Linked DNA regions of Homo sapiens: region 1 is linked to region 2. A link is a loop called in an ENCODE intact Hi-C map of the cell type or tissue named here. Cell type or tissue: heart left ventricle. All regions are shown on one strand. Links, peaks and the distances in the headings refer to the core of each region. The heading gives the core; the rest is flanking DNA. Region 1 overlaps LOC105378841 (a long non-coding RNA gene). Region 2 holds the start of GBP4 (guanylate binding protein 4).

What was found. A loop is a pair of places that touch in the nucleus more often than their neighbours do. Peaks named below come from ENCODE experiments on the same cell type or tissue, not always from the same donor. Only the 100,000 strongest peaks of a DNase experiment are listed, where the experiment ranks them.
Region 1: a loop joins it to region 2, with 2.4 times the contacts of the local background. A loop is called at or near these places in 2 of 110 quality-filtered maps.

Annotation. Positions count from the first base shown.
Region 1 is chr1:89,080,155-89,091,640 of GRCh38, reverse strand. The region is part of intron 4 of LOC105378841 (a long non-coding RNA gene); the gene reads right to left. Among named protein-coding and RNA genes, the nearest start is that of GBP1, 21 kb to the right of the region's middle. In heart left ventricle, for the core only: a CTCF peak has its summit at 5,661 (motif pointing left); no DNase peak of the experiment used is centred there.
Region 2 is chr1:89,192,849-89,204,334 of GRCh38, reverse strand. GBP4 (guanylate binding protein 4) reads left to right here and starts at 5,393. Exons shown (of 11, transcript NM_052941.5): 1 at 5,393-5,540; 2 at 7,031-7,225; 3 at 8,911-9,038; 4 at 10,923-11,032; 5 at 11,235-11,431. The coding sequence starts at 5,501. It overlaps LOC107985076 (a long non-coding RNA gene), which reads right to left and starts at 5,988. Exons shown (of 3, transcript XR_002958332.2): 1 at 5,927-5,988; 2 at 5,277-5,832. RefSeq lists a silencer at 5,295-5,589. In heart left ventricle, for the core only: no CTCF peak of the experiment used is centred there; a DNase peak (open chromatin) is centred at 5,704; H3K4me3 peaks cover 4,325 bases; H3K27ac peaks cover 2,981 bases.

The DNA.
Region 1 (11,486 bases), core at 3,711-8,710, 110 kb after region 2:
TGTTTTAGGCTTGTTTCCAAGTACTGTACTGGGACTTTCACAAACATCTTCCAGTCTATGGTTAATCGCTAGTTGAAATTTCTGAAGGAGAGAGTGAAGCCTGAAATATATTTCATCATCTCGCTGATCTCATTTCTCAAAATAAGTCCTTGATGAATAAAAGTTTCTGTGATTACTGGGTATATACCCAAAGGATTATAAATCAATCTACTATAAAGACACATGCACACATACGTTTATTGCAGCACTATTTACAATAGCAAGGACTTGGAACCAACCCAAATGCCCATCAATGATAGACTGGATAAAGAAAATGTGGCACGTATACACCATGGAATACTTGATAGGTGCAGCAAACCGCCATGGCACATGTATACCTATGTAACAAACCTGCAGGTTCTGCACATGTATTCCAGAACTTAAAGTAAAAAGAAAGAAAACACCAAAAAATAGCTTTCTTTAGTTCAAGGGGATTAAATAGAAATCTGTCTTCACTGTTTCATTAGCTCTAGTGGTAGACATTAAATCTCCTTCTTGGAATTAAATGTCTTATGAATGTGTAAACACAGAAAAAAATATTTTTGGTGAACATTTTCTTGAATAACTTTGTGTTTCTAATGTGATAATCTGTATGTTATCTTTAAACCACTTAAAAGTATCTTTGGGCTGAAAAAAGAAGACAGACAAAGATCTGTTTCAGTTCTGAAATGCTATGATATCACACTTCAAGCTTTTTTCTTAAATAGCCTTAAGAGCCCTTAACACACTTTTTTTTCCCTAAAGTCAACGGAGATGTCTCATATCTTTTATCCATTAAGAATCTTTTTAAATTATCCACTACCAAACTTTATGATAATTGTCAGTAACCAATTCACCATCAATTTTAGACATATACAATGTGACAAGATATGAAGTAAAACTCTTCTCCCAGGACTCATAACCTGCCTTTGAAGGTAAACGCTGAAGGGTGCCCTAAATTTCTTTTATAAAAAATAATATTATTGGAATATTCACACAAAGTTACTACTTTAAAGACAAAAAAATTAGCGTGGTCTATAAATTATGTAGGTTTGTTAAAATAAATATTGCTGCTGTAGAAAGAAGATAGGATCACTAGTGCAAACAAGGGTGAGAAAGAACAGTGGAGAAAGAAGGAGAGAAATCTGCATTCAAAAACCAATTCTACAACCTACTAGTTGCCTCACCTCAGAAAGTTACATACCTTTTAAGCGTCATTCTTCTCATATATTTGTTGTGAGAATGATGAAGAAAGATATGAAAAACACTTATTATAACTAGGTTCTTTTACCTTAATACTGAAATAAACAGACTCTTAATACAGAAAAAAAAAAGTGTCCGTTGTATAGAAATGGCCTTAGGATTGAACAGAAAGACAAGAAACATCTGTCCTAAAGCAAGATGCTATCAGCTTGAATTCCTTTGAACTCTCCATTCCAGTCACAGCTGGGATGAGAGGAGACATTGAGAGGATGAGTCAGTGTATCAGATGCATCTGACACAGTTCACCCCTTCAGCACTCTGATCACTGTGCCTGCCCTACATTAAATTCAGTCTGTTACCAAGTCCTCAAGTTCATAACCAGCTACAGTTCTACAAAAAACTTAATACACAGGAGTTGGTGGCACATACCACAGTTTGCTCCTGCAACTTCAATCAAAGGCAGAATTGACGTTCATCCTATCCCTCCCCTACCACTTATTTTATATTTCCTTCCCTTTGTCATCACAAGTAGACATTTCATTTAAACTATTTTTAACAACATTAATCTTATTTCTTCTAACTATATTTTTGTACCCATATTTCAAAAAACTAAAAGAGTGGAATTGGAATATTCCGAACACAAAGAAATGATAAATGCTTGAGGTGAAGGATATCCCAATTATCCTGATTTGATCATTGCATATTTTATTTTTGTATCAAAATATCACATGTAACCCATAAATGCATACAACTATTATGTATCCATAAAGAATAAAAATTAAGAAAATGCACATTGATCTGTGTGCATAATACACTCTTCTTCATGATGAATCCAAAAAGAAAATATAACTTGAAAATACCTTAGTATTTAACATTTTCAGTACTATGAGGTCAGCTTATTCCCTTATAAAAGAGAATAAGATCCATATAGCACATTCTGTTTATTTAGTGATGTTTTTAAAGAGTGCACACATCTTTAATCCTTACTTTTCATAATAGCTATATTATCATAGCACAGAGTCAGACTAATCCCACAAATCCTGTTCAATGGCATGTTACAATCAACTAGAATTTGTTTCATTTGTTGAATATAGTCAGATAAATAATTTGAGTTAGAAAAAATATTTCAAGATTTTTTGTAATAGTGTTAGCTTGTAAGAATCAAGGATCAGTATTTATCCAATCTGGTATAAAATCTAATAAGGAAGTAGTTTTTAGAACCTGCTTTATTTATTTAACATTTCACTTTCTATGTGCCTATTTCTATTTCAATTAAGTCTTCATAATTTATTTTGGATACAATTGTCATATTTATTTTCACACACTGCCATTTTTCCAAGTACTCATGAGAGAATGGATCAAATTCAGCAAACGGTTTGATGATTCTCATAAGATTTTTATTATTTAAAGAGTGCCAGTTGAGGGGAGGGACCAAGATGGCCGAATAGGAACAGCACCGGTCTGCAGCACCGTGAAACCCACGCAGAAGGCAAGTGATTTCTGCATTTCCAACTGAGGTACCCAGTTCATCTCATTGGGACGGTTAAGCAGTGGGTTCAACCAACTGAGGGCGAACAGAAGCAGGGTGGGGCGTTGCTTCACCCAGGAAGTGCAAGAAGCCGGGGACCTCCCACCCGCAGCCAAGGGAACTATGCAAACAGGAGGGAACTGATAACCCATGGACACATTTATTAACATTCCTTCCTCCTCTGGGTGAGAGGCCCACAAGTATCTGTAGGCTCAGGCATCCAAACACTATTATTAACATAAACCTCAACCGGAGGTTCCAACCATGTGACAGCCCTACTCAAATATAGTATGGATTATCAGTTAAACGAGCTGTTTAATTTGTTACAACAAACTGTAAGAAAAAGAAATTTCCCATTTTGTATTACTCATATTCGAGCACACCCTAATTTACCATGGCCTTTGGCTAAAGCAAATGAACAAGCTGACTTGCTAGTATCATCTGCATTCATGGAAGCACAAGAACTTCATGCCTTGACTCATGTAAATGCAGCAGGATTAAAAATAAATTTGATATCACATGGAAACAGCCAAAAAATATTGTACAAGATTGCACCCGGTGTCAGATTCTACACCTGCCCACTCAGGAGGCAGGAGTTAATCCCAGAGGTCTAAGTCCTAATGTGTTATGGCAAATGGATGTCACGCATGTACCTTCATTTGGAAAATTGTCATTTGTCCATGTGACAGTTGATACTTATTCACATTTCATATGGGCAACCTGCCAGAGAGGAGAAAGTACTTCCCATGTTAAAAGACATTTATTATCTTGTTTTGCTGTCATGAGAGTTAAAAAAAAAAATTAAAATGGACAATGGGCCAGGATACTGTAGTAAAGCTTTTCAAAAATTCTTAAATCAGTGAAAAATTACACATAAAACAGGAATTCCCTATAATTCCCAAAGACAGGCCATAATTTAAAGAACTAATAGAACACTGAAAGCTCAATTGGTTAAACAAAAAAAAAAAAGGAAGAAACAGTAAGGAGTATTAACACTCCCCAGATGCAACTTAATCTAATACTCTATACTTTAAATTTTTTGAACATTTATAGAAATCAGACCATTACCCCTGCAGAACATCTAACTGGTAAAAGGAACAGCCCACATGAAGGAAAACTGATTTGGTAGAAAGATAATAAAAATAAAACATGGGAAACACGGAAAGTGATGACATGTGGGAGAGGTTTTGCTTGTATTTCCCCAGGAAAAAAACACCTTCCAGTTTAGGTACCTACAACTTACAGATAAAGTTGTCATCCACCAAGAAAGCGGAGCCGCCGACTTGGGCACAATTAAAGAAGCTGACACAGTTAGCTGAAAAAAGCCTAAAGAACACAAGGGTAATCCAAACTCCAGAGAATATGCAGCTTGCAGCCTTGATGATTGTGTCAACGGTGGTAAGTCTCCCCAGGCCTGCAGGAGCAACTGCAGCTAATTATGCCTATTGGGCATATGTCCCATTCCTGCCTTTAATTAGGCCTGTCACATGGTTGGAAACCCCGGTTGAGGTTTACGTTCATAGTAGTGTTTGGATGCCTGAGCCTACAGATTCTCGTGGGCCCTCTCACCCAGAGGAGGAAGGAATGTTAATAAATGTGTCCGTGGGTTATCAATTCCCCCCTGTTTGCATAGGGCTGGCTATCTGTTGCCTAAAAGGCTACCGACAACATTGGCTAGTTAAGATTCCAGGTCATAATCAAAGACCAGTATCCTGTCATTTATTTTACAAAGTTTGGTTCAATTGGAACAGTTTAAGCCCAGAAAAGAGAGGTGTCAACAACCTCAATAATGGTCAAAGGATTTAGAAACATTGATTTGGAAGGATTGCATCACTGATCACACTGTGGTACTGCAAAATAATCCCTATGGAATCATCATTGATTGGGCCCCTAAGGGGACCTTTGCAGTTAATTGTACCAATCAGAATGATAGATGCAAGATAGGACTAAACCAAGAACTATATTATCAAAGAGATGACACCATTTACACTGAAAAACGTGCTCATTTTCCCATAATTTGGACCAATTTTGGTATGGCCGACCCACATCCAAAAATGAGTAATCCAATCATAGACCCTAAACATCCTGAATTATGAAAGTTAATGATGGCCCAATCTCATATTCGGGTTTGGAAAAAAAAATTATATTAATGGAGAAGGTGGGAGACATCAATTTACGTATCAGTTTTGTTCCAGCCAAACAATACCCATTCAGAGTTGTGTCAAGCCTCCTTTAATGTTAATTGTCAGAAATATTAATATTCGACCAAATTCTCAAACCATTACTTGTCAAAACTGTTGCCTTTTCATCTGTATTGATTGCACATTTGGTGTAAAAACATCTGTGTTGCTGGTGAGGGCTAGAGAAGGAGTTTGGATACCGGTTTCCCTCAATAGACCTTGGGGAGCCTCTCCTTCCATTCATATTGTCACAGAAATGTTAAGGGGACTGTTTACCAAAACAAAAAGATTTATTTTTACCCTTATAACGGTCATTATGGGCCTTATTACAGTCACAGGTACTGCTGCGGCTGCTGGAATTGCTTTACACTCCTCTGTTCAAACTGCGGAATATGTAAATGATTGGCAAAAAAATTCCTTAATAAAAGATCACACATTTACACATTATAACAAATTTTATGCTCTGAAAACATTTTTAGAAAGAGCATATATTTACATATGTTTGGGAAAGGTATCTTGATATTAAATAATTAATTGACAGTGTTACATTTTCAATGTTCAAAATGAGCTAAGACTTTTATGTACATTATCTTATATCAGCCTCACTAAACTATACAAACTGGATATTGATGTGCTCAATGAGAAGACAATGGAATAAGGCATGGAGAGCTCACAAAGCTGAGGAGTGGCAAAGTTGCTTTCCATATGTGATATGACAGCACCTCCCTCTAGTGGTGACACCATGCTTTTCCTCCATATTCCTGATGTGACAAAGCTCAGAGTCACAGATTTGATGCCCTTTATTCTTATTTTTTGCTTCCAAATCATTTATCCTCTTTATTTAGCTTTTTCTTACAGTATGAACACTAGACAAAAACAGTTAAGTCATTTGCTTAGTATATGGTGTCAATAAAGCATGGTCTGACAACATTTATTTTTATTTATTTTCCAACTTTTAAGTTCAGGGGTACATGTGCAAGCATTATATAGGTAGATTGCATGTCACAGGGATTTGGTATATAAATGATTTCATCACCCAGGTAATCAGCATAGTACTTGATAGGTAGTTTTCAACCCTCACTCTCATCCCTCAACCCTCAAGAAGGCCCTGGTGTCTGCTGTTCCTTTCTTTGTGTCCCTATGTAATAAATGTTTGGCTCCAACTTATAAGCGAGAACTTGTGGTATTTGGATTTATGTTCCTGTGTTAGTTTGCTTAGGATAATGAACTCCATCTCCATCCATGTTGCTGCAAAGGACACAATCTCAATCTTTTTTATGGCTGCATAGTATTCTGACAATACTTATTTAGACCATATTTATTTTATACAGATACAAAATGCTATGTAATTTATTTTATGTCCTCTCATCCTGAATAGACATTTTATAGACATATGTGAAATATCAAAAGAGACATTAGGCAAAGTACTAATGATACCAACATAAAAGATAACATTATTACATATTTTGTGCTCTGAAAACATTTTTAGAAGGAGCATACATTCAAATACTAAGTTTGGGAAATGTGTTTTAATACTTAATTGAAAGTGTTACTAAGTTTTCAAAGTTCAAAATGAGCCTCTAATAATGTGTTAAGACTTTTATGTACATTATCCCAATTCAGCCTCACAAAATAATATGAATTAGGTATTGATGTGCTTATTGAGAAGATGATGAAAGGAGGCATAGAGAACTCACAAAGCTGATGACTGGCAGAGTTGCTTTCCATATGCAATATGCCAGCACCTTTCTCAAGTGTTGACACCATGCTTTTCCTCCATATTCCTAATTTGACAGAGCTTGAAGTGACAGATTAAATGCCCTTCTTCCTCTTCATTGTTGCTTCCGGATAACTTACCCTCTTTCTTTAGCTCCTCAACCCACCAGAAAACCACAAAACAACAACAAAACAAACACATAAAGTGAAGCACATGTCATCAGGCTGTACTACTCAAAACTCCTTTGTGCTAGGCATCCTGGATCTCCCAGGATGCCTTTATTCACTGAATATTTTAACAACTGACCCTTTCTCTCCTTACCATTACTCTTGTTGATCTTTGGGCCCTTTCAGATATGGTAGACAAGCATCTCCCCAGCCTCTCAGTTCCTTGACCTCCTAATAGCTGAAAGTCTTTTCTATCATCTCACCTCAGCCTGAAACTTTTCCTTACCAGTAACTAAACCTCCTCCATAATCTCAATATCAAGAGTCCCACACAATCAGTCCCTCTCATGACCTGCCTGCTCCATGCTGATAGGTCGAATGGTCAATTCTCCATCCTCATTTTATTTTATGTCTCAGCAATATGACAAAGATAATTATCCCCCTTCTTCCTAGATTCTTGTGAACTTTAGAAACTATGAGACAATAAACGTTTCAGTTCACTACATTTAGAGGGTATTTCTTATGCAATATCAGATAATTAATACAGAAACTTTTACCTGACTTGGAAGAGCATAGATTGTTACTGTCTGTTTTGTTGTTATTGTTGTTGTTGTTGTTGTTTTCAGACAGAATCTCTCCCCGTCACCCAGGCTGGAATGCAATGGTACAATCGCAGCTCACTGCAACCTTCGCCTCCCAGATTCAAGCGATTCTCCTGCCTCAGCCTCCCGAGTAGCTGGAATTACAGTCACATGCCACCACGCCCGGCTAATTTTTTGTATCTTTAGTAGAGACGGGGTTTCACCACGTTGGCCAGGCTGGTCTCAAACTCATGACCTCGTGATCTGCCCACCTCGGCCTCCCAAAGTGCTGAAACTACAGGCGTGAGCCACCGCATCCAGCTATTGTCTCCTTTTTATTCTTTATATAAACTGAAACATACACAATGTTTTGCTGTATGACTGACTTCCTTAACTCAATATTATGTATTAAAATATATGTGAAAGCTTTTGGGTTCTGTAATAATATTTCACTACAGATACTTAGGAGTAGAAGTATTCAATATATAGTATGCATTTTTTCACCTCATAGTACATAATATCAAATAGATTTTTAATATGATTGTCACAATTTATACTCTCATCAGCAATATTAAGGCTCCCCAGTGCTCTACATTCTTGCCATCATTTGGATATGTCAGCCTTTTGGATTATAGTCATTCTAGTGGGTACATGTAGATTTCATTCACAGTTTAATTTGGTTTTCCTTGAGAATAAAAGACAATTACGGAAGTTGAACATGTGTTCATGTTTGCTGTTCATTAGGAGATCCTCTTTTGGATGAGCTTATTTAAGACTTTTACTTCTATTTTTTTGTAGATTTGAAGACTGCATTACATATTCTAATTATATATATAATATGTTTTTAATCTTTGATTTGCCTTTTCAGTCTCTTAATTATATCTTTGTCAGTTCTCAATTTTAATGTAGTTAAATGTATTGACTTTTTTTTTTTACACTTAATATTATAGTTTTGTATCAGTTTCCCAATCTGGAGAATGTGAAAATAATGTCATTGACTTTTTTTTTCTATAAGTTTGATTGTTTTATCTTCCACATTTAGATCTATAATCCATTTGGAATTGCCTTATTTTTAATGTCAGGAGGGTAAGAACCAGGTTTTATTTCTTTCTAACGTGTATAGAAGGCCTGACACCATTTATTGAGAAGATTATCCTTTCACTATCGTTACCATAAATCAACTCACTATATGTATAAGTCTGGCAATTACATTGAATATATAGATATATTTGTGGAAAAATTAGACTCACAAAATAGTCAGTCTTCCAGTCCATAACCATGATATGTTCCACCATTTATTAGCCCTTGGCATATTGCATAGTTTTCAGTGTATAGTCCTTGGCATATTTTGTTATATTTATTTCCATATTTTGTTAGATAAGTAAATTACTTTGAAGCATAAATACACATATAGAAAAGTGGACACATCATAAATATACAGCTCTGTGGATTTGAGCAAACTAAATATATTCAGAATGCCAGCACCCAAAGAAAATTCAGAATACAACAGTTTCCATGAAGCCCTCTTCATGCTCTACCACCTCCTCCTACACCCATCAAGACTACTATCCTGCTTTGGTACTTTAGGCAAATGGAATCTTAGAGTACATATTTCTTAGTATCCAGTGTCTTTTACTCAATAATAAACATGTAAGATTGGTAGATATTTTGGGGTTTAGCTGTAGGTCAATTGTTCTCATTGCTCTATAGTGTTTATTATATGAATATATCATGAATTATTTAACGCTCAACTCTTGATGAACATTTGAGTGCTTTCACTTTTATGTCTAACTCTGGTGTCTGTGGTTATGCAGAGTTTTCCGTTATATTCCTATGCCATTTGGTGGTTTTCCAGAGCCAGCTGAGATGATGCTGTGTCACTGACAGATCCTTTCCAATAGGACTTTCCCAACCATAATGAAGAAGACCTCTCAGTTTTGGGTTGGCAGTTTAACATGAGATAGAATTGGACATAGTGCCTCATCTACCCTCACTCCCAAATGTAAGACAATTGAGAAAGCACATTTGAGTGTAGTAGAATTAGTTAAAGATGTAAGTGTTGGAAGTTTTCTTCCTAGGATTTCTCTGACCATCATAACTTTGAGGGTAACCACAGCCCTTCACTCCACAAGAGCCCAGCCTACTTCTACCTTGCTAGTTTCAGTCTGTCCTCTCCTATATTCTATCCTCTTCCCTCTACTCACTACCTTGTTTTTCAAAACAAACAAAATTTTTTAACAAAGCAATTTAATAGTCATTTTTTCTTGCTTAGGTATCTGCTGATACTTAAATTGTTGGAGCTATGCCTCTTCTCCAATATGCATTTCAAGTTTGTTTCCAAGAACATACATTTCCCTCTCTATCAGGAATTTTGGAGTCTGACATTAATATTAAACAATGAACCTTATTTTTTACATTTTTGTAATACATTATCCAAATAGCCATTCCACTACAAGTGAAAAGGAAATTCTACAGAAAACCTATGGGAGTTCCACATAGTGCACAGACACCATTGCTTTGGAAACTTTGTGGCAAAATATGTCACAACAGAGACATGAGCTTAAATCAAATTAGGCATTTTGAGGACCCTGAGGTTTAGGTGAATTTTTACCAGAGCATCAGCTGCACATGCCATGAAATGTCCTGGCAGTTGAAACAGCCCCAGTGGAAGAATATTGGGTCTGAAGGCAACTTCAGGTACAGTGGTTTATTTAATCATTAGCAGATGGCTCTCATGAAGAATTCTATAGATTTATATTTTTAAAAATCAACTTATTGTTCTACAAGAACAGTAAAGGAGTGGATCTTAGAAATAAGCCTATTATGTAAGTAGCTATTCATTGATTTCAGTTTTAATCTCAATCACAATCACAGGAAACAACATCTCCAGCTGCCTTGGATTGACCAAAGAGCTTTTCTTTATGCAAGACCTTATACAAAACCGTTTTAAACACAATGACTGGAAGTGTGTGCAACTTGCTGGGGACAGAGGAGAAACACCTTCCTTTTGCTGTTGTTTTCAACAGCAAGTGTTTAAGGCAGTCACTTCTTGAAATCTTTTTACAAAGAGGCTGGTCATTTTAGGAAGCTGGGGATTTTTTGGGCCTGCAGTTTCAGTTCCACAAGACGGAAAAGCCCTAGGCTGTTGTACAGCAATGTGAATACACTTAACACTACTGAACTGTACACTTAAAACTTGTTATGATGGTAAATTGTATGTAATATGTAAAGCTCGTTAGAGAAAAATTTAAAAGGAAAAAAGTTAATACATCAACAAATTGATTATGAAATTTACATTTGAATTGAAATGTAGAAAACTACCAAATAATAATGAGACTAAAAAAGAGCTTTGAATACATACAGCAAGAAGCCATGATTGAAAACAAAGGCAGTTAACTAAAAATAGTGTCTATAAATCAGTGTATATTTGGCACACATCCAGTACAAATCCAGTGCTGGTGCAATTCACAAAGTGATCCTGATTTTCACTCAGAAAAATTGGTTAATTATTGGGGAAAATTCACCCCCGATATTTCACATAGGTTCTTTTCTATTTTCCCTAAGTGTCAGCTGGTCTGAGAAATAAAGGGAAAGGGTACAAAAGAGAGAAATTTTAAAGCTGGGTGTCCAGGGGGACATCACATGTTGGCAGGTTCTGTGATGCCCCCTGAGCCATAAAACCAGCAAGTTTTTATTAGCAATTTTCAAAGGGGAGGGAGTGCATGAATAGGTTGTGGGTCACAGAGATCACATGCTTCAAGGGCAACAAAAGATCACAAGGCAGTTGGAGGCAGGGTGAGATCACAGGACAGGGTGAAATTAAAATTGCTAATGAAGTTTCGGGCACACATTGTCATTGATAACATCTTATCAGGAGACAGGCTTTGAGAGCAGACAACTGGTCTGACCAAAATTTATTAGGCAGGAATTTCCTTGTCCTAATAAGCTGGGGAGCGCTACGGGAGACCGGGGCTTATTTCATCCCTTATCTACAACTGTAAAAGACAGACGTTCCCAAAGCGGCCATTTCAGAGGCCTCCCCTTAGGAACACATTCTCTTTCTCAGGGATGTTCCTTGCTGAGAAAAAGAATT
Region 2 (11,486 bases), core at 3,148-8,147:
CATTCTCACACTGCTATAAAGAATTACTTGAGACTAGGTAATTTATGAAGAAAAGAGATTTAATTGACTCATAGTTCCACAGGCTTAACAGGAAGCATGAATGGGAGGTCTCAGGAAACTTAAAATCATGGCAGAAGGCAAAGAGGAAGCAAGCACCTTCTTCACACGGTGGCAGGAGAGAGAGAGAGAGGAAAGGGGGAATTGCCACACACTTTTAAGCCATCAGATCTCATGATAACTCAATCACTATCATGAGAATAGCAAGGAGGATATCTGCCCCCATGATCCAATCACCTCCCACCAGGCCCCTCCTCCAATTCGACATTAGATTTGGACAGGGACACAAATCCAAACCATATCACTTATTATATATGTAAAAGAGTTTATTTTAGGAAGTTGATTCTGACGGGTTAGTTTTTTGCAAGTAATACAGTGAGAAAAATAGATCACCGTTCAATTCTTGCTTCAACCACTGACTATGAAATATGTAACCAATCATTTTGCCTATATCTTTACTGCCTTTATTTCATCTAGTAGAAGAGATCAAATACTTTAATTTATGGTTCTTTTAAGGATCAATGCATAATGTACATAAAGCATCTGCACCAGGCATTAATATAGAGAGGAATTCACTAGCTAGAATATTATTTTTAGAAGAATGAGACTTTAGACACCAATTATATCCTATTATCATCAATTTTACCAACAGTAATGGGCATACTGGAGAAAGAGCTCTATGATCTGTCAGTGCAATTCTACATACTTTTCCCTTGGAAGTTGATACAAAGGCTCCACAAGCAGGAAGCTGATATGCTCATGCCTTGACAACCATTAGAAATGACTTTGGAATCTTATCCACTGAGAGACTCTTCTGATTGCAGCTTACCATGGCCCCTGTTTGTCTAGTGGAAAACCAGAGAGAGCAGCTGATGGTTAATCTGACACAGTAAAGATTATTTACAAGATATTTCAGCCTGTGGTGATGGTGACTATTGTAAGGCTACAGTGTGTAGGGAAATCCTACCTGATGAATCATCTTGCAGCATAGAACCATAGTGAGTCTGGTCTTGAGACAGAGACCATTAGTTCGGAATCATAATAATGCACCTGATCACACCAACTCTAAGGTTATTATAAGAAAGAGACCAACTCTTCTCTATAAAATAATTTCCAATTCCTACAACCAAATTTATACCTGGGACTGCCTGTCCTATCTGCTGTCACTGTACTGTTGCTTTGTCTTCTTCCTTAGCAGGCTTCTGTGTGGGTTCTGCTATGAGGTCTGGAACCCAGGGTTCTGGATGTAGGACTCTCTCCAAGCAGAACCACACTGAGGGTCTGGGTTATGCAGGAAGGTTAAGGCAGAGTCATGAAGAAATCTTCTTTACTCTTGATTCTCAACATTTAATTGGCTACCTTGATTCAGCTTATCTGTAATATTTCTGCAAAATGTGAATATGAATCATGAAGAATGAGATTAAGTTCTGTTTCCCTGAACTTTTCTCCTTGGTAAGCTCAAATACTTTGGAATATTAAGATAAGATCTTATTTTAACACTGGGGTGAACAATAGAATTAATAAATATTTATTGAGCAGCTGAATTCCAGGGCTCTGTGCTAAATACTATAAAAGGGCAGTAAACAAGATAAAAGCCTAAAGCCTCATTAGGGAGACCACACATACAGTGTGATCAGAACAGGGTGCCATAGATGCAGAGAAGTAGGGATCTAGTTCAGTTGTATAAACCAAATAAAGTCTCTTGGAGGAAATAACATCTGGACCGTAACTAGTGGAATCACCGGGAGCTATCAGTTAAAGCACACGAGAGTGATCGATTTGGAAACATAAGCCTCGGAAAACAGGGTTTCAGTGAAGTTATGTATTTAAATAATCTCCATAAAAGCTTCAGCTACATCAGGATCATCATAAAGGTTTTGTTCCAACTCCAAGGGCTTTGGAGATTAACTCTTCACTGACTTCTCTGAAAGCATGAACTTAACCTATGTAAAATAGTGTAAATAAGATAATTTTAGGTATTCGATCTTCACAGTATTAAGGGCAATGTGTGATTTCTCCTAATTTTACATTACTCTGAGTCTAAATCAAAACTAACAACAGATCTTTGGCATTATTGCAAATGAAAGAAGGAAAAAGAGGAAAAGAGAAAAGGAAAGAGGGAAAAGAGAGAAAAGAGTGTTTTTCAGAAAAAAAAATCTTATGTATAGCTCTGTCTTCATGGATAAGCAAATTATGCAGTCATGTAGTACCATAGCCTCAGAAAAGTCAATGCTTGATTTGAAATTATTATATTGAATTTCTTGATGATTTTTTTAACGACGAGCCCCACATTTTCATTTGAATGCTTTAGTTCATCTTTCTAATATACTCTCTTTTGTTTAATTTCAAAGAAAATGTGTTGTTCCTGGGTACTACTGAGTAGATTGGCTTTGATCAGTAATTAAATAGTAATGTGAAGCGTTATAGAATCATTTTTAAAAGTGTGAAATGCCCCTTGTGGTTAGAACTCAGAGAAGTCATAAATCCCCATCCCCCAATACTTGATACCATTTTTGTTTCAGTTACATGACACTAAAAAAATCCTGGATTAAATTGTGTCAAAAATTCAATAGCAAGTAGCTGCAAATAGTCATGTAATGTGTTCTTAGCCTATGGACGCTGCTCCTTTGAAGCCAGAGTTCATTCCAAGTTGAATATGGTGAGGCTCTGTGACTGGCCTTGAAGTTAGACCAAGTGGCAAAATCCTCTATGGAGTGTGAAAAGCAGGGCTCTTCAACTGGAACACTGCACAGATGGCATAGGCCTGGAGGCTTGTCTGATTTTATTCATTCTTACTGTGGTCTGAATGTTTGCACCTCCCCATCACCCCAAAGTATATTGACACCTAATCACCAATGTTGACACCTAATCACCAGTGTGATAGTATTAGACAGTGGGTCATTTAGGAAGTGAGAATGAACTTAGGTCATGAGAATGAAACTGGTGAGACTAGTGCCCTTATAAATGAGACTCCAGAGACCTGCCTTGCCCTTCACCATGTGAGTACACATCAAGGGGCCACCAACCATGAACCAGGAAGCATACCCTTATCAGACCCCCAATCTACCCATGCCTCGATCGTGTGTTTCTCAGCCTTCAAGAATGTGAGAAGTAAATTTCTGTTGTGTATAACTTACCCAATTTACTTATTTTTTATAGACGCCCAAACAGACAAAGACACTTCTTCATGCTTATTTTTTGAGCCAATCACCTCTGTTAAACAACAATGGTGTTATTATTACTTCTACATCCTTTATGCCAGTTGATAAGAATTTGGTGTTGACACAGAACAGGGTACCTCTTCTTCAGGAGATCATTCCAGATTGGGCCATTCATATGCTTATCACTACCTCCAGAATGTCAATTTGTAAAAACACAGACACACACACGACAGTGACTATTCTGAACTATATTAAAGTAAGTACACACAGATAACATTATCACTTGCCCTGTATGATCTACTAACGTCATAACTTTCTGTCTCCTTGCCTTGCTCAGTGAGATTAAAAACATCTGCAACTCATTTCCTCCAGTTTCCTTCCAAAATCAGTGAGCCAGTAAAACACCCTCATTTCAAAAAACTGTTTTATTTGATACATCTTGTAAATGAATTACAAGTTAACCACAAAATACAAAAACATATAGACATTGCACTTTAAATATTCAAAAAATGTATAAATAAGAAGCTCAAAATCTGATATGGAAAAATATTCAAAAAATGTTCAGAGTCTTTTTATCAAAATAAAAGTTATTTCCTTTTTATGAGTATGTGTGTGCATATCTGTGATTATAAAAAAAGTCTTTAAAAATTCATATAATTCAGAAAGACATTTTAAAAAAATCACCTGAGCTAGAAGTACTAATTTTAAGGAGGTAGTGGTTGGGGGAACACTTATAGACTTTTATCTGTGTAACACAGACATATTGCTATGTATATTTTCTATGTGCATAGACATATTGCTATGTGCAATCATTATACATACAACTGTGAATTAACAATTTTTTTTGAGACAGTATCTCACTCTGTTGCCCAGGTTGGAGTGCAGTGGGACCACCATGGCTCATTGCAGCCTTGACCTCCTGGGCTCAGGTCATCCTCCCACCTCAGACTCCCAGGTAACTAGGACTATTATAACAGGCACATGCCATTATGCCCAGCTAATTTATTATTATTATTATTTGTAGAGATGGGGTTTCCCCATATTGCCCAGGCTGGTTTCCAATTCCTGGACTCAAGTGATCTGCCCACCTTGGCCTCCCAAAATGGTTGGATTGCAGGAGTGAGCCACCACACCCAGCCTAAATTTCTTCTTGATTAACATTTCCATGATTATCTGAAGTCAGTAACATTGGATTATCTGGAAAGGGGTGCCACTGGTGAAATTCAGGTGTTTCAAACACATTTACCTGGATTCAGTCATCCCTGTACTTTTTCTTCTTCTTCTTTTTTTTTTTTTTTAAGAGAGAGGGACTTCCTGACATTAAAAAATGGTAAGAGAAAAAAGCACCTGATTTCTTATTACTGGTCCTATTTAAAACTTGACTTAGCTTTATTTTCACTTTCAATATTGCTTATAGGAAATAAATGTTAAGTTTTGAATCAAAATCGGCACCAGTAATTTTACCTGATTAAGTGCCTAAAATTTTGTACTTATTAATTTGCAAATGTTTAATCAGACATTACTAAACAAATAGGAAGATCTAAGGGATAGGCACAAATGGGGAATCATTACCCATTTATTTCAGATAGATTTCCCAAACTCTGTTAACAAACTGGCTAGTCATTTTAGGAACTGAGTCCATTTTTCTGGTAGCCTGGGTAAGACTCCTAATTATAAATTATGCTTTTTATGGTCCAATCATCCTCCTGTCCTCCAAAAGATCCAGTTTCAATGAGATGTTTGTGTTTTGAAAGAGAAGTATTTACTTGCCACCACCGCACCTCTGGGCAACAACGTTAGAGGATACATAGATATCCATAGACACACACACAAACACACACATATTTTATGGTTAATGAAAAAATAAAGAAAAGAGATGAGAAACAGAAACATATAAGCATGTAAAAAAAAATAAAAGCAAACAAAAACTCAAATTTCTTCCCTGACAAAATTACCCCTGAGAGACAGGTAGATGAAACAACATTCATGTCTGCTGCTCTATATTCATTTTGGAGGCGAAAGATACCTAAGCTAAGGGTGGAAGAGGGACAAACAAACCTGAGTTTCAGGAGTCTGGTGTGGAGGAACCAGCACTTTCAAGCTCCTTTAGTTTCCTGTCTTGATAAACAGGAAAATCCCCAACAGTCAACTCCCCACAAAGTGCATGTCCTTTCAATTTCGGTTCTCACAGACTCTTACTTGGATGTCTGTAAATCCGGCTGGACTTTCAGCTTCTAAGAACAGTCCGTTTCTCGAGGATCCAGGCGCAGGAGGACAGAGCAATGGGTGAGAGAACTCTTCACGCTGCAGTGCCCACACCAGGTAAGTTTGCTCTTAAGCTTTACCTTTCAAGTATATTTGGGTTATAACAAACAACAACAAATTCCCAAGCGCAGACTGCACACGGGGAGGGTTGGAGACTTCACACTGGCGGGTGACAAAGGCAGTGGAGGAACCTCGCGGGGAAGTCTGATGCTGCTTGAACCCCTGAGTGCTTTGCTCCGTGTGGCCCAGCGTCTCTAGACGGTCCACAGGCGGCGACCAGAGGCGCACCGGTGTCTCCAGGATGCGCTGCTCCTCCTCGGGCTTCCTCCCAGAGCTGTGGCATTTTCTCCTGCGAAATACCATCATCTAGTATACATATACACATTTTTTGCTTGTTTGTTTTATTAATTTTCTGTCCCCCACTAGAATATGTGATACCCTACCTTGTTTTAACCTGAGTTGACTCTCCCTTAGCTGAAAGAGCCAGACAGTCTGCATCTCGGCTCCTTCACTTGCAGCCCCTTACCCACCCGCTTCCTCAGGGACTTAACTTGTGCAAGCTGACTCCCAGCACATCCAAGAATGCAATTAACTGATAAGGTACTGTGGCAAGCCATACCCGCAGTTCCCAGGAATTCGCCCGGTTAACAGCACCCAGAGCCCCCCGCGTTTGTGTCTGGTTGATAAAGCCCAAAGCCCCGCTTCTATCACCTTGTGATAGAATTAAAGCCCCTGCACCTAGTACTGTTTACTTTCCTGTAACCATTTATCCTTTTAACTTTTTGCCTACTTTACTTCTGTAGGATTGTTTTAACTAGACCCCTCCCCCCAACCTCTCCTTTCTAAACCAAAGTATAGAAGAAAATCTAGCCCCTTCTTCGGGCCGAGAGAATTTTGAGCACTAGCCGTCTCTCGGTCGCCGGCTAATAAAGGACTCCTGAATTCGTCTCAGAGTGTGGCGTTTCTCTGTAACTCGCTGGGTTACAACAAATAGAGCTCCAAGAGGCAGAAGTTTGTATCAATTATGTTCCTTGCTTGTTGCTGAGAATCTAGAACGGTGTTAATTAGCACATGGTAGGTACGCAATACTCTTTATTAAATTAATGAGAGAGCAAATTCTTCTGGAATGCCTGGAGCCTTTTCTAACCACTCCTCATCTCCTTTTTGTAACATCCTGCCCCTATTTATTCCAGGAGTGGAATTATTCTGCCATCAGTGCCTTGATTTTCTAATTCTGTTTATTTTATGCATCACCTTGACAAGGCATTTTTAGCGTTCTTGTAAGAATCATAAATAATGTACATAACAGATCTGTACTAGTCTTTGACATGCTAAACTAAATATTTTTCCATTTGAAATGTACAAATTTTATATACATAGAAATTTTATATACCATTAAACGTAGAAATATATTTATATACCATTAAAATGTAGAAATTTTATATACCATTCCACAAGCAAAAAGCTAATATGTATGTGCCTTAGGTAGCCCTTAGGGATGACTTCAAGATCTTGTATTCTACTGAGTATTTTTTTCTGGGTTACAGGTTATCCAGAATCTGAATCCATCATGATGGCCCCCATTTGTCTAGTGGAAAACCAGGAAGAGCAGCTGACAGTGAATTCAAAGGCATTAGAGATTCTTGACAAGATTTCTCAGCCCGTGGTGGTGGTGGCCATTGTAGGGCTATACCGCACAGGAAAATCCTATCTCATGAATCGTCTTGCAGGAAAGCGCAATGGTGAGTGTGGTCCTAGGACAGGAGCCATTTACTTGGAACCAGTGATAACACAGCTGATCACACCCCCTCTAGGGTCATCCTAAAGAAGGGCATGACTTCTCCCAATGAAGAAAACTTCTAATTCTCACCACTAAATTTACAATCTCAAATATATATCACTCTTTAGTCCAATAGTAAAGAATCATCTCAACCCTATCGAAAGATCCGTTCCATGGGTCTTCTTCATCCCATCTATGCTCACCTCTTCAGGGGCTCAGCCCCAGCAATTATTCCCTTTCTTTCTCATTCATCACTTTTGTGTAGGATACCTGGTCACTTCAAATAGCACACAAATATAGTTTAATAGATCCTGTTTTAAAAAATAAATATGAAGAAGGACAGGCATTATAATTCTTGTGTATCCTCTATTTAAATTGGGCTACCATTTCTAATTTTTTGCTTCATTTCATGGCAAAACTCTGATAAATTATATTCCCTTCTAGTTAGTCTTTCTAATATGTGAACTATGACACATAAAGAAGAGTATGTACAACATACCTTTACAGTGAAGTTAATAAAGTGAATACATGAGAAATCACTATCCAGATCAAGAAATAAAACATTACCAAACCTAAACATCCAAAAATCATACCCTGTCATACCTTCACTAGAACTCACCAGTGTTTTTGTTTTCAGGGCACACTTCTTTGACTCTTGGTTTTTAAAAATGGTTCTACATAATATATATGCATTCTAAAACATAGTTTAGGTTGGTCTGCTTTTAAACTTTACATAAAGGAAATTATATTGTGTGTATTTTTGGATGTCTTGCTTCTTTTGCTCAATAAGAAGTTTATAAGTTTTCTCTAGTTACTATGTGTACCCATTATTTATACCCTCAGACAGTATGCCACTACCTAAGGACAGTACATTTATTTATTGTTGAAAATTGGTATTTTTCCAGTTTTTATCTTTAATGAATAAGGCTGTCATTAATACTCTTATTATTTATATCCTGGTGCACATGTACAAAATCTTCCTTTGTGTAATATTCTCAGAAGTGGGATTTCTGAATCAGAGAGTACATAAAATTTCTAGATAAAGTCCAATAGCTTTTCAAAATTCAAATGCAATTTACATGCTTATTAGCAGTGACTGAGAATTTTACATCCTGCGAAAAATTCAGTAACATAAAGCCTTTTAACTTGTGCTGCCCTGTAGAATGTATTGTTGCATGCCATTTATTTCACTATGAGTAAGTTTAAGTACCTTTTCACATATCAATTGCCATTTTCATTTCTTATTTTGTGAAAGCTTTTTTTTTAAATTATTTTTTCCTACCAGGTTTCTCTTTTGGTTCTTACTGACTTTTAAGACAATCTACCTATGGCTCTGTTAGGTGCTTCTGTTTTTAAAGAAAGACCATGCAGCCATTTCTTCCCCCTAATGTCCTACTTCCTCTCTGGCTCAGCAGCTCGGCACCATTAGGGACTGAACCGCTGTCTACTAAACAAGTTTAAGAAAGAAAACAAGTTTGAGAAAATTCTTAATACATATAAAGGTCAGATTAGTTGTCCTGCCTGAGATGGAAACAACCCTTTTCCCCTGTCAGCCACTTAAACATTCCTACAAGTTTAACCGGTGTAATCCTGGGACATCCTGGTCTATCCACTGTTACTGTTTGTTATTTTTCCTCTTCCCTGCAGGCTTCCCTCTGGGCTCCACGGTGCAGTCTGAAACTAAGGGCATCTGGATGTGGTGTGTGCCCCACCTCTCTAAGCCAAACCACACCCTGGTCCTTCTGGACACCGAGGGCCTGGGCGATGTAGAAAAGGTAAGGCAGAGAAACTTCACCGCTCATGGTTGACCTCTCATCTTTTAATTTTTTCAGCTCCCTTCAACTTCTGTACATATCTCTGTAAACTCAAATCTAATTATGAATAATGAGGCTAAATTCTGTTTCCTCAGACTTCCTTATTAATTTCAAGTATTGAGGCATATTTAAGAGTAGATCTTCTTATTTTTAACACTGGAGTGAATGATATAATTTAATAAATATGTATTGAAGAGATGAATTCCAGGGCTCTGTACTGAGTACTACAGATAAAACAGTAAACAAGGTAAAGGCCAAGAGCCTAGTTGTGAAGACAAGAAATATGGGGTATGATAAGTACAGGGTTTCACAGATGCAAAAAGTGAGAAGCTAGTTCAGTCATTCGACTTAGAGAAGGCTTGTTGGAGAAAGTTGTAACCCATGGGAACAATGGGATCTACTATTTAAGGCGTGTGGGGTTGGAGGAGGGGACCATGAAAAAATAGGGTTTTAGTGAAGGAATCTATTTCAGTAGTTTTCAGAAAAGCATTAATTTTATCACTAACATTTTGGTTCAACTCTCTGAGCTTTGGAGATTAATTCTCCACTGACTTCTTTAATAGCATGAATTAGACCCACAAAGAATATTGTAAGTGAGATAACTTTAGGTATTTTGTCTTAAAGTGTTAGGTGCGATCAGTCCATTCTTCTTATTTGCATTAGTCTTATGTCTGAATTGAAAGTAGCAGCAGTAGATCCTTGGCTTCCATTATTGAAAAAAGGGAGTTGAGGGAAGGAAGCACCAACTTAGCAATTCTGAACTTTAAATTTCAGTATTAAAGGTCTGAATTATTCTCTTAGTGTAATATCAAAGTGAAACATTTATTCTTAATATGTTGTAGTTTTCATAAACTTCTTTGTGTCTAATTACGTTTGTCAAGCGATCAAAACATATCAAAACATAAACTGATGGCAGCAGCAGAACTACTAGCTGACCTTAGAACTTGTAATGTGATTTGGGGACCATCTAAATTTTTTTAAAAACCCTTTCATGTCTTGCCATGAATCTTGTTTCCAGCCTCCTCTTCCACTTCACCAACATGCATACTCACTGCTTCAGGCAAATGAAATAACTGTGTAATGCCCTTTTATGACCATGCTGTGACAATTCTGACTTGGCTTCTATTGATCTTTCCACCTGCTTTATCCGTCCTTCTTCACAAGTCCACACTCTATCAACTTTTTGAAGTGCAACTATTTTCAAACTGCTGCCTTCATATGCCTGTCAAACATAATCACTTCTTGCTCCTGAATTCACAGAGTAACTATTCACATTTATGTGCCTCCCCCTCCCTTCTTTTTATTTGTTTTATACTTTATAACTTTGGGTTTTCCTCCCCCAGCAGTGATTATTATTCTGATTGAATTTGTATATTGACATGTTTATCTGCTGCACCAGAAAGCCATCTTCTTGAAGGCAGGGACTGTCGTGAGGAACTTTATATCCACAAAACCAAATGCAGGGTCTGCATTTTGTCAGATACACAATGTAAAGTTTTTGAACTTAACTGAATAGCATTTGTGGCCTTAATATGCCATGAGTGAGAACAAAATTGCAATGGAATAATTGCACGCTGATTACTTGGCACCTATTATGTTCTAGGCACTTTATTGAATGTTACTCACATTGACAATGTCATTCATTTCTGCTAAATGAACCGATAGCCTGAAAAGGATTAATGTAAAAATCTAAATATGAAGTTTGAATTCAGCATTGGCTTCAAAATTTGTTATTTACCCTATTATTCAACTATCATACAGCTGAAATAGCTAATGAACAACCAAATGAATGAATGAATGAATGAAGAGAATACTCCTAAGTCTTTTGCTTTATATGCTTTCTAGAGTAACCCTAAGAATGACTCGTGGATCTTTGCCCTGGCTGTGCTTCTAAGCAGCAGCTTTGTCTATAACAGCGTGAGCACCATCAACCACCAGGCCCTGGAGCAGCTGCAGTATCCTTCTGGGAAGTGAAGAGCAGGTTTTATGGGGTTTAGGGGAATGGGAATTGATACTGTGTCTTCTTTGCTGTGACTCAGTTGTCCTGGTTGAGTAAGAAAAGACAGAGTGCAAAAGGGAACGTGTATAAAACTTGTTTCTAAGTGAGATATGGAAATGATGGTGTAGGGTGCTATCCTTCCTTAGCTGAGATCCCAGCTATGTGACTGAGCTAGCAGAGCTAATCAGGGCAAAATCCTGCCCCAGACCTGATGAAGCTGAGGACTCCAGCGAGTTTGCGAGTTTCTTTCCAGACTTTATTTGGACTGTTCGGGATTTTACCCTGGAGCTAAAGTTAGATGGAAACCCCATCACAGAAGATGAGTACCTGGAGAATGCCTTGAAGCTGATTCCAGGTATCAGAGCATGGCCTGGATGTGGGAAGGTTCAGTGGGGGGTAGGATCAACTAA